Linked DNA regions of Homo sapiens: region 1 is linked to region 2. Evidence: chromatin loops called from intact Hi-C (ENCODE). Cell type or tissue: dorsolateral prefrontal cortex. All regions are shown on one strand. Links, peaks and the distances in the headings refer to the core of each region. The heading gives the core; the rest is flanking DNA. Region 1 overlaps ABHD12 (abhydrolase domain containing 12, lysophospholipase). Region 2 overlaps LOC105372581 (a long non-coding RNA gene).

Region 1 (5,382 bases), core at 311-5,310, 62 kb before region 2:
CATTCACAATTGCTTCAAAGAGAATAAAATACTTAGGAATCCAACTTACAAGGGATGTGAAGGACCTCTTCAAGGAGAACTACAAACCACTACTCAAGGAAATAAAAGAGGATACAAACAAATGGAAGAACATTCCATGCTCATGGGTAGGAAGAATCAATATCGTGAAAATGGCCATACTGCCCAAGGTAATTTACAGATTCAATGCCATCCCCATCAAGCTACCAATGACTTTCTTCACAGAATTGGAAAAAACTACTTTAAAGTTCATACGGAACCAAAAAAGAGCCTGCATCGCCAAGTCAATCCTAAGCCAAAAGAACAAAGCTGGAGGCATCACACTACCTGGTTTCAAACTATACTACAAGGCTACAGTAACCAAAACAGCATGGTACTGGTACCAAAACAGAGATATAGATCAATGGAACAGAACAGAGCCCTCAGAAATAACACCGCATATCTGCAACTATCTGATCTTTGACAAACCTGAGAAAAACAAGCAATGGGGAAAGGATTCCCTATTTAATAAATGGTGCTGGGAAAACTGGCTAGCCATATGTAGAAAGCTGAAACTGGATCCCTTCCTTACACCTTATACAAAAATCAATTCAAGATGGATTAAAGACTTAAACGTTAGACCTAAAACCATAAAAACCCTAGAAGAAAACCTAGGCATTACCATTCAGGACATAGGCATGGGCAAGGACTTCATGTCTAAAACACCAAAAGCAATGGCAACAAAAGCCAAAATTGACAAATGGGATCTAATTTAACTAAAGAGCTTCTGCACAGCAAAAGAAACTACCATCAGAGTGAATAGGCAACCTACAAAATGGGAGAAAATTTTCACAACCTACTCATCTGACAAAGGGCTAATATCCAGAATCTACAATGAACTCAAACAAATTTACAAGAAAAAAACAAACAACCCCATCAAAAAGTGGGCGAAGGACATGAACAGACACTTCTCAAAAGAAGACAGTTATGTAGCCAAAAAAACACATGAAAAAATGCTCACCATCACTGGCCATTGGAGAAATGCAAATCAAAACCACAATGAGATACCATTTCACACCAGTTAGAATGGCAATCATTAAAAAGTCAGGAAACAACAGGTGCTGGAGAGGATGTGGAGAAATAGGAACACTTTTACACTGTTGGTGGGACTGTAAACTAGTTCAACCATTGTGGAAGTCAGTGTGGGGATTCCTCAGGGATCTAGAACTAGAAATACCATTTGACCCAGCCATCCCATTACTGGGTATATACCCAAAGGACTATAAATCATGCTGCTATAAAGACACATGCACACGTATGTTTATTGCGGCATTATTCACAATAGCAAAGACTTGGAACCAACCCAAATGTCCAACAATGATAGACTGGATTAAGAAAATGTGGCACATATACACCATGGAATACTATGCAGCCATAAAAAATGATGAGTTCATGTCCTTTGTAGGGACATGGATGAAATTGGAAATCATCATTCTCAGTAAACTATTGCAAGATCAAAAAACCAAACACCGCATATTCTCACTCATAGGTGGGAATCGAACAATGAGAACACATGGACACAGGAAGGGGAACATCACACTCTGGGAACTGTTGTGGGGTGGGGGGAGGGGGGAGGGATAGCATTGGGAGATATACCTAATGCTAGATGACGAGTTAGTGGGTGCAGCACACCAGCATGGCACATGTATACATATGTAACTAACCTGCACATTGTGCACATGTACCCTAGAATTTAAAGTATAATAATAATAAATAAAAAAAAAACAAAAAACAAATGCATGATGATAGATCTGACCTATTTCCAAAAAAGCCCTCCCTAGCCTCTGAACCAAGACATGACTTTCACTAAGAGATACCTTCTTGATCTGAAGGCAAATAACGGCTGGGAAGATATTCTAGGCTTCATAAATGCTGAGTCTCATCCAAACATCTTTTGGATGGAATCAGACTGTGCATACAAGTATTGAAAAGCACATATATTTATGTGCATGTAAACAGACACATATAAAAAAGGTCAGTAGGAAATAAACTACGGTGTTAACAAGCATTTTCTCAGAGTAATGTTCATTTTCTTATTTATACTATTCAGGGTTCTTTTTTTTTTTAGCTAATTCTTTGTTTTTAGAATAATCATGATGTTTTGCTTATGAAAATGTATTTAAAGTAGAATAATGCCTTACATTGTAGGTGCTATGTTTCTTTAAAAGCTTATTTATCTAATTTATAAATTTGGTTTCAGATAGATTTGCTGTGAAGAATATTTTAACCACATTCTGGGGCCCAAGAGATTGCTACTTTTCCTGTAATGTTGAATGGATGCCCAGGTCAGGCTTCTTGTCTGGGCACAAGAGCAGAGGCACCTCCCCAACAAAATTCCAAATCACTGCAGGGCCACGCCACAGACCCCACCTCCTCGGCGACGCAGACAGGCACAGACCTGTAAACCTTGGACGCACATTACAACTGGAAAACCAACAAGCTCCATGCTGCTCCTCTGAAGACTGCCTTTCCTCCCAAAGGGGGAGACAGAGAACCACACTTGGAAGGGCCTCATGTGCTGATAAAACACTGTGGCTTCCCGGGGAGGACAGCGGGGCCTGGAGATGAGGGTCGCTCATCATGGAGAGGCAGGAGGAGTGGGGTGTGGGGGCCAGGCAGATGCCCAGGGGGGTGAGGCGAAAGGAATGTCCAATCGCTGCTCCCAGGGACACTGTTTCTTGGTGCTAGACCTTTGGCAACTAAAAATCTCTTTCAGAAACACCACAGGGCTGGGTGCAATGGCTCACGCCTGTAATCCCAGCACGTTGGGAGGCCAAGGCAGGAGGATTGTTTGAGCCCAGGAGTTTGAGGCCAGCCTGGGCAACATGGCAAAACCCCATCTCTACTAAAAATATAAAAAATTAGCCAGACGTTGTGGTGGTGGGTGCCTGGAGTCCCAGCAACTCAGGAGGCTAAGGTGGGAGGATCACCTGAACCTGGGAGGTCGAGGCTGCAGTGAGCCGTGATCATACCCCTGCAGTCCAGCTGGGGCAACAGAGCCACGCCCTGTCTCAGAACAAAACAAAACAACAAAACAAAATGCCACTGTAGGCTCACCTAACTCCAGTGTGGCAAACAGGTGGAAGGAAATCGTTAAGGATGGGCAACACCTTGGGAGGCTCAGCCTCCCCTTGCCCAAGCCCAGCCCTCCTCTCCCATGCCATGGGGCTGGACCAGGAGAACCCAAAGTTCTCCTCCCTCAGAGCAGTCTACCACCTCCTTAGGAAACCCACAGAACAAAATCTGTAGGCTGTGTGTCTACAGTAGCCCAAACAATCAAGCTAAAGAAAATCTATTCAATTCAAACATTTGCTGGGAGCCCACAATGTACCAGGCCACGCAGGGCAATGCACCCCACACCCTCCCTTCAAGAACCAGCTCATGTGCCTGGCAGCAAAGGCACCTGCCCAAGGGGGCCAGCAAAGGTAGAAAAGCCATGAGGGTCAAGTCTGAGGTCTGCTGATGGTGAATCTGCAGCCCTTGTAGCTTCGTGTTTATACCTAAGCCCCAAATGCTTTCTGGGCTGTACTGTGTACATTTAAGGAACATTAAAGTCAGAAAAACAAAACTCCCATCATTTTGGTATACTGTTAGTTTCTTTTTGAGTTTGTGCTTCTCACAAGTGACAAAACTTAGAGATGAAAAATTCCTAGAAGTTCTACTTTTCCATTAGAAAAATCAAATGCCTCTTAGTATACTACATGTGTTTTACAGTTATTTTAAGACACCCAAATAAAAACTCAGATTTACAAAGTATTAAATAGCCTTATAATTTATGTTCTTCTTACCGGCATTAAAAAAAACAAAAACAAAGAAACAGAAATTCCTTTTTTAGCCAGTCATCTCCTAAGTTTCTGTGATTAAGTCTATTATAGACTGAACACCCAAACTCATAAGCCCAGATGCCTGCAGAGGGAGTCCGGCACCTCTCAGTACCTCCTGTGTTCCTCTGCGGCCTCCTCCTTTCCTCCTCCTCCCACTCCACCAGCTTACCTGCTGCCTCAGCAATATCAGGCCCAGCTTTCCAAGCCTCAAACTCCCAAACGCATAAGGCCAGACTCACTATGTGCAAACCAATCTAGCCACAGAGTGACCCCAGAGCCCCTGCCTCATCCTGTTCTAATGCTGTCAGCACCTGCCTCTCAGGCTGTCCTTCACAGAACACCCACCGTGTGCGAGCCCCGTTGTTCTCAAACCTCGAACCCACAGATGCGGCCCTTTCCTTGGAGCCTCGCTTGTAGGACTGTTCCCAGGGCCATGTGCCCAGAGCCTCTGCCTTTGACCTCATGGGCTTGATACTTCTGCACCTTTCTCCTCCCACATCTCCAAAAGTAAATACACAGCGTGAAAAAACACACAAGGTCCAAGTTCACTCAAGGAGACTACAATACCTACAAGGCCAGCACAAAATTCCACAGAAACCAAAGTACTGTGTATCTGGATTTTTTTAAGGGTATAAAAAACTAATTTGTTTTAAAAAAGAAAAAAGGCCTCATTTTTTTTTAAAGGTACTATATTTTTCAGTGGTCATCTTTTCCAAGGGCAGCTAGGCTCCTGGAATGCACAACTGACAAGGCATCTCCAACATGATGGCTTCAGCTGACTTCTCATGTTGTCAACATTTTTACTCACCTCAGCTGAAGACAGATACGCTGGTCCCCCAGGGCAGTGTAGTCTTCTGTGGACAGAAATCCAGTGCTGGGGAGCAACACTAGCACAGAAAGTCCTCCAGCTGGGAAGGGGCACAGGGACCTTTTTGGGTAATAAAAGCATTCTAGTTCTCAATCTGGGTGGTAGCTCTACCTATCTATCTCTAAAGATATAGGTATATAAACTGTACACTTAAGATATGTACCCTTCACTGTATGTAAACTAAATCTCCATTAAAGTAAAAAGACTACCCCTAAAATCAGACATCACCATGAAAATGAACCCTTACTAAAATTAAAGGAAAAATGGACACATACCACTTACCGAAATTCAAGAAAATCAGTTTGGCCTGTATTCCAGGACATAGTTTGATGAGAAATGGAATGGCAATGTACAACCCCAAAACACAGAAAAGTATCTTCCTCAGGCGCAACCACACGCCCTTTCGCCTGCAAGAGAAAAGCAATGAATAGGTCAGAAGGCAGTAGGTGCCATTTTGCTGTAGTTTGTTAATAGTGTTATCAAAATCCCTAAACAAGAGCCACACATATTTTTTTTTCCACAAGGATACTGCCAATAATAAAAGTAGCCTCCCACCTGCCTTCACTCAAGTAATTATTTTACATAGTCTTTTAATTTGGGCTTAGAACTCTACTGGGGGTAAGAGGAACTTTT
Region 2 (5,382 bases), core at 244-5,243:
CGCGTGCACCTTGAGGACACCCACACAGTTTGTCCATCTCCTGTAAAAACACAAGTATACCCTCTTCTCCATGTCAGTAAATCCACCGGACCTTTCCATTTTCCTTCTTCCAGGGGTTTCCATAACACTTTCAGATAAACTTTCCTCTTTTCCTCTAACACTTGCCAATGTCTTTCTGCTGGAGTCTTACCATCCGTACCAGGAGTCAAAAAATTTAAATAAGGCTAAATGTAGTTTTGATTGAGGTGGTAGTTGGCCTCCTATACCCCCTTTTTGTATTTTCAACATGCATTGTAATGTTCGATGTGCCCGCTCTACAATGCCTTGTCCTCTAGGATTATAAGGAATTCCCGTTTTATGGATTATAGCCCAAAGCTATAAGAAATTTTGAAAAGCATGACTAGTATAAGTGGGTTCATTGTCAGTTTTTAATAGCTTAGGTATCCCCATGTGAGCAAATGATGACAATGTCACTGTACATGACCAGCTGTCTCACATGTTTGGCATGTAGCATGCAGCATATGAGAATAAGTGTCTATAGTTACATGAACATAGCTAAGCTTACCAAAGGTTGCTATGTGTGTAATATCCATTGGCGAAATATCATTTGGAGCCAAACCTCGTGGGTTACAGCCTTCTACAGGTGTGGCTCTAGGGACATGCTGGCAAGTAGGACGGGCTTGTATTATAGCCCTAGTTTGGCTGCGAGATAAAGGTAACATGCGAGTAAGGGCGGCAGTATTTTGGTGCAGAAGCATGTGAGACACTTGAGCTTGCTGAAACACAGAACCAATCAGCTTGTCTGCTTTCTCATTACCTAGAGATAGTGGCCCAGGAAGTTGTGTGTGAAAGTGAATATGAGAAATATGAAAAAGAGCTTCAGGAGAGCGAATAGCTTGTTGAAGTCTTACAAATAAATTAAGCCGGCTGGGCGTGGTGGTTCACGCCTCTAATCCCAGCATTTTGGGAGGTCGAGGTGGGAGGATCACAAGGTCAGGAGTTGGAGACCAGCCTGGCCAATATGGTGAAACCCGTCTCTACTAAAAATACAAAAAAATTAGCCAGGCGTGGTGGTGGAGGCTGAGGCAGGAGAATTGCTTGAACCCAGAAGGCGGAGGTTGCAGTGAGCCAAGATCATGCCACTGCACTCCAGCCTGGGCAACAGAGCGAGATTCTGTCTCAAAAATGAAAGAAAAAAAAAGTGAAAAGGGAAGGGAAAGGGGAAGGGGGAAGGGGGAGGGGAAGGGAGAGGGAAAGGGGGAGGGGGGAGGGGAAAGGAAGGGAAGGGAAGGGAAGAGAAGCGAAGCAGTTCTGGGTCTAGTGTACTTTTAATTGTAGCAGTTCCTATGCAACTGGCTACATTTACAACATAAGCTGAATCACAGACAATGTTGATGGGATCTGAGCTGTGAGCTGTAAAACCTGAATGACTGCAATTAGCTCTGAGTGTTGAGCTGAAACCCCAGAGGTCATTATTGTTTGAGTATGTTTTGGTCCATAGATAGCAGCACAACCTTTGGAAGAGCCATCACTAAAATAAGTCTGTCCACCTAGAATAGGCTTGTGATGAGTAATCACAGGAAGAATGAAAGAATGGATTTTATAAAACTGTAAAATTTTGTCTGAGAGGTAGTGGTTATCTATAGCACCCACGAAGTCTGCAAAAGCAGTTTGCCAGGCAGTCAACATTTCCCAAGCTTTGGCTTGTTGCTGGGAGTCTAAAGGAACAATAATTTTGTCGGGGTCATATCCCATAAGCATTTTTGACCTATGCCTGCCCATAGTCACAATTTGTGTAATTAAAGAAAAATAAACTTGCAAGGTTTTGACTGTTTGATTAGGTAAAAAGAGCCATTCTATTGTTACAGACTTGTCTATGAACTGTCCCAAAAGTCCTGTTGGAGAGTGGGGGGGTAGGAAGAATAAACAAAAGCAAGGGTTTTTGCAGCTGTAGCCTTGAGGCATGTCTCTGCTGTAACCTTTGCTCTACAAGCCATAATTCAGCTTCTGCCTCTTTAGTTAATTGCTGCAGGGAATTTAAAGAAGAATCTCCTTGCAGGGTTTGGTAAAGATGTGTAAGTTGATAGGTAACAATACCTAACATTGGCCATAGCCAATTAATATCTCCTAATAATTGCTGAACATCCTTTAAAGTTTGTAACCTGTCTTTATGGAGAACTACTTCCTGAGGCCGTAAACTTCTCTCTAACAATAGTTCCTAAGTATTGGAATGGGGAAGTTGTTTGTACCATTTCTGGAGCTATTTGGAGACTCCATTTAGTCAAAGCCTTCTTTGTTTCTCTGAATAACTGTTGTAGGATTTGATCTGTAGGAGCAGCCAAAAGAATATCATCCATAAAATGAATGATGTAAGCAGTAGGAAACGTATTCCGAGGCTCTAATGCCTGCCCTACGAAAGGCTGACATAGCATAGGACTGTTAAGCATGCCTTGGGGTAAAACTCTCCATTGATAATGAGAAACAGATTCTCTTTGATTAATAGAAGGCACAGAGAAGGTAAACCGAGGCTCGTCCTTGCCGTGTAAGGGCATAGTAAAGAAACAATCCTTAAGATCTATTGCTGCAAGAGGCCTGTCTCTTGGAATAGCCACTGGAGATGGTAAACCTTTTTGTAAGGCACCCATCAGTTTTATATGTGCATTAATAGCTCTTAAATCATGTAGCAGTCGCCATCTTCTGGACTTTTTTGTAATAACAAACACTGGAGAATTCCAGGGGCTGACTCCTCTCTGAGTCCGGCATCCCATTGTTCTTTCACTAGCTGCTGAAGTTGTGTCAGCTTCTCCTGAGATAGGGACCATTGATCTACCCATATGGGTTTGTCACTGAGCCATTCTAATGGTAAGGTAGTGGGTGGAGGAGAAATATCAATGACCCCCATCAGAAATCCTGATGTCCTAGCCCTTTTCTGTTTTTCCAGTTACTGATATCGGGTTAGGATTTCCTTGAAATTTTCCTAAACCTTTTCCCCTCTGATATCCCGTGTTCTTCAACATTTTAAATCCTGGGTTATCGAAGTTTTCATTTGTAAGTCTCATATCCCATGCTGTAAGTAAGTCTTGACCCCATAAATTGATAGCTATATTTGCAACATAAGGCTGAAAAGTACATGACTGTCCATCTGGACCAAGACAAGACAAAATCTCAGGGCTCTGTTGAACACTTTGAGCTGTGCCTACTCCCACTAGGGACATAGAAGTTAATTGCAAGGGCCAGGATGGGGGCCAGTTGTCTTTAGAGATTAGTGATACATCAGCTCCTGTATCCATAAGCCCATAAAATTTTTTTCCTTTAATTTGTACTACACAAGCAGGTCTGTTAGAGGCTATGGGTTGGGATACATAGATTTCCCATGTAGTTGTGCTCCCAAACCCTTTATTTCCTTGTTTCTCCTTTCGTGGAGAAGGGTGTAATTTGCAGGGAATAAGCAATAATTAGCAATATATTCTCCCGGTTCAAAAACCCAAAGATCTTGTGACATTAAAACTACTTGAATTTCTCCTTCATAATCAGAGTCAATCCCTCCTGGGACTACAGTGATGCCTTGCAAGTTAAGATGGCTTTTGCCTAAAATTAGTCCCATGTATCCTGTTGGTAAAGGTCCCCAAATACCAGTGGGAACTTTGATAGGTCTGTCTCCCCCTACTAACGTGATTCTTTCTCTGGCGGGTAGATCTAATCCTGCACTTTGTGGTGTTCCTGGGGTGAGGGAATCAAGTGCCTCTGGGAACTCATCCCTGAAACGGGGTTGAAGTCTGGGCTGGGAATGCCCTCATTGTTTGTGGGGCCCGGGTCCAGGCCCCGTCTCGTTTCCTGGCATGGGGGTCCCATTCTGATGAAATTTTGAGCGACACTGATTAGCCCAGTGATTTCCTTTGTTACAGCAAGGACAAAGTCCTGGCGTTTTTTCCGCTCGGTGGGGCACTGTATTGTAAGGTCCTTTCTGTCCTGAGATCTGGCGGCATTCCTTTTTAAAATGTCCAGTTTTTCCACAATCATAACATTTTCCCATTTTAGGGTTTGACCCTTGGCTCCTTTTAGATTTGTCAACTGCTAAATTAGCCATTGCTTGCGCTAACATTTCAGAGTGATGAAGCTCAGTTCCCACGTCCTGACAAGCTCTGAGAAAATTTCCCAAGTTTTTTGTACACCTCACCGGTGCCAGTGCATGTTTATAATCCGTGTTTGCGTTCTCAAAAGCTAGAGTTAAGATTAGCATTTCTGCAGCTGCGGTATGAGGAATTTGGCGCTTCACTGCTTCTCGCAGTCTTGCAAGAAAATGTGCATAGGGTGGCCAGGTGCAGTGGCTCACGCCTGTAATCCCAGCACTTTGGGAGGCCGAGACGGTCAGATCACGAGGTCAGGAGATCGAGACCATCCTGGCTAACACGGTGAAACTCCATCTCTACTAAAAATACAAAAAATTAGCCAATTGTGGTGGTGGGTGCCTGTAGTCCCAGCTACTCCGGAGGCTGAGGCAGGAGAATGGCGTGAACCCGGGAGGTGGAGCTTGCAGTGAGCCGAGATTGCGCCACTGCACTCCAGCCTGGGCAACAGAGCAAGACTCTGTCTCAAAAAAAAAAAAAAGAAAAAGAAAAAAAGAAAAAAGAAAATGTTCATAGGGCTCTTGCAACCCTTGCATGATATGTAAAAAGGATTGTACTGGGACTCCGTCTTCAGGAATTGTGGCCCAGGCACCTTTAGCGGCCTGTGTTCACTGCTGATAAGCAGCGTCTGGGAGTGCCATTTGATGTTCCAGGTCTGAATAAGGGCCATTACTTAATAGCATATCCTCTGTAATGTCTCCATGTCCAGCAACATGATTCTGTCTAGCCTGGTCTGCACACATTTCTTGCTAATTTAAATTCCATGTCAGATATGTGCTAGTGGACAAGCAAGCTCGCACCAAGTGTTTTACATCAAAGGGTAAAAGACTCATAGCACCAAACACGGATTCTAGCAATCCTAAGGTAAATGGGCTCTGTATGCCATCATTTACCACACTTGCTTTTAATTCCTTTAACAACTTAAACTCTAGTGGAGTGTGTTCATGAATAACCTGCTGTGGATTATTTGGATCAGACCTTACAAAAATAGGAAAAGCACAGGGTTCTAAGGGCTCTCCAGCTATGGCAGCAGAGTGTAAAAATCTTTGTATTGGGGTCTCTATTTCTGCTACTGAAGGAGGCAGTACAGATGTTTCTGCAACTGGAGGAGGCAGTATAGGCCAATTTTTATCCTCCTCCGTTTTTTATTTTCAATTGGCGCTGTGGGTGGGACAACAGATTCTTTCAGATTTTTAGATTCAGCCTGCTCCCCCACAGAATAATAAGGAGATAATGGCAGAAGTACAGTACGAAT

Evidence for each region. Hi-C counts contacts between places; a loop is a spot of excess contacts. Peaks named below come from ENCODE experiments on the same cell type or tissue, not always from the same donor. Only the 100,000 strongest peaks of a DNase experiment are listed, where the experiment ranks them.
Region 1: it touches region 2 in a loop (6-fold over the local background); 23 of 110 quality-filtered maps call a loop at or near these places.

What each region holds. Positions count from the first base shown.
Region 1 is chr20:25,334,196-25,339,577 of GRCh38, forward strand. It overlaps ABHD12 (abhydrolase domain containing 12, lysophospholipase), which reads right to left. Exons shown (of 13, transcript NM_001042472.3): 2 at 5,032-5,156. Among named protein-coding and RNA genes, the nearest start is that of ABHD12, 54 kb to the right of the region's middle. In dorsolateral prefrontal cortex, for the core only: CTCF peaks have their summits at 2,539 and 3,957; a DNase peak (open chromatin) is centred at 2,535.
Region 2 is chr20:25,396,619-25,402,000 of GRCh38, forward strand. All of the region lies in intron 2 of LOC105372581 (a long non-coding RNA gene), which reads right to left. Among named protein-coding and RNA genes, the nearest start is that of GINS1, 8.4 kb to the right of the region's middle. RefSeq lists a silencer at 1,302-1,502. In dorsolateral prefrontal cortex, for the core only: a CTCF peak has its summit at 2,681 (motif pointing left); a DNase peak (open chromatin) is centred at 2,712; H3K27ac peaks cover 724 bases.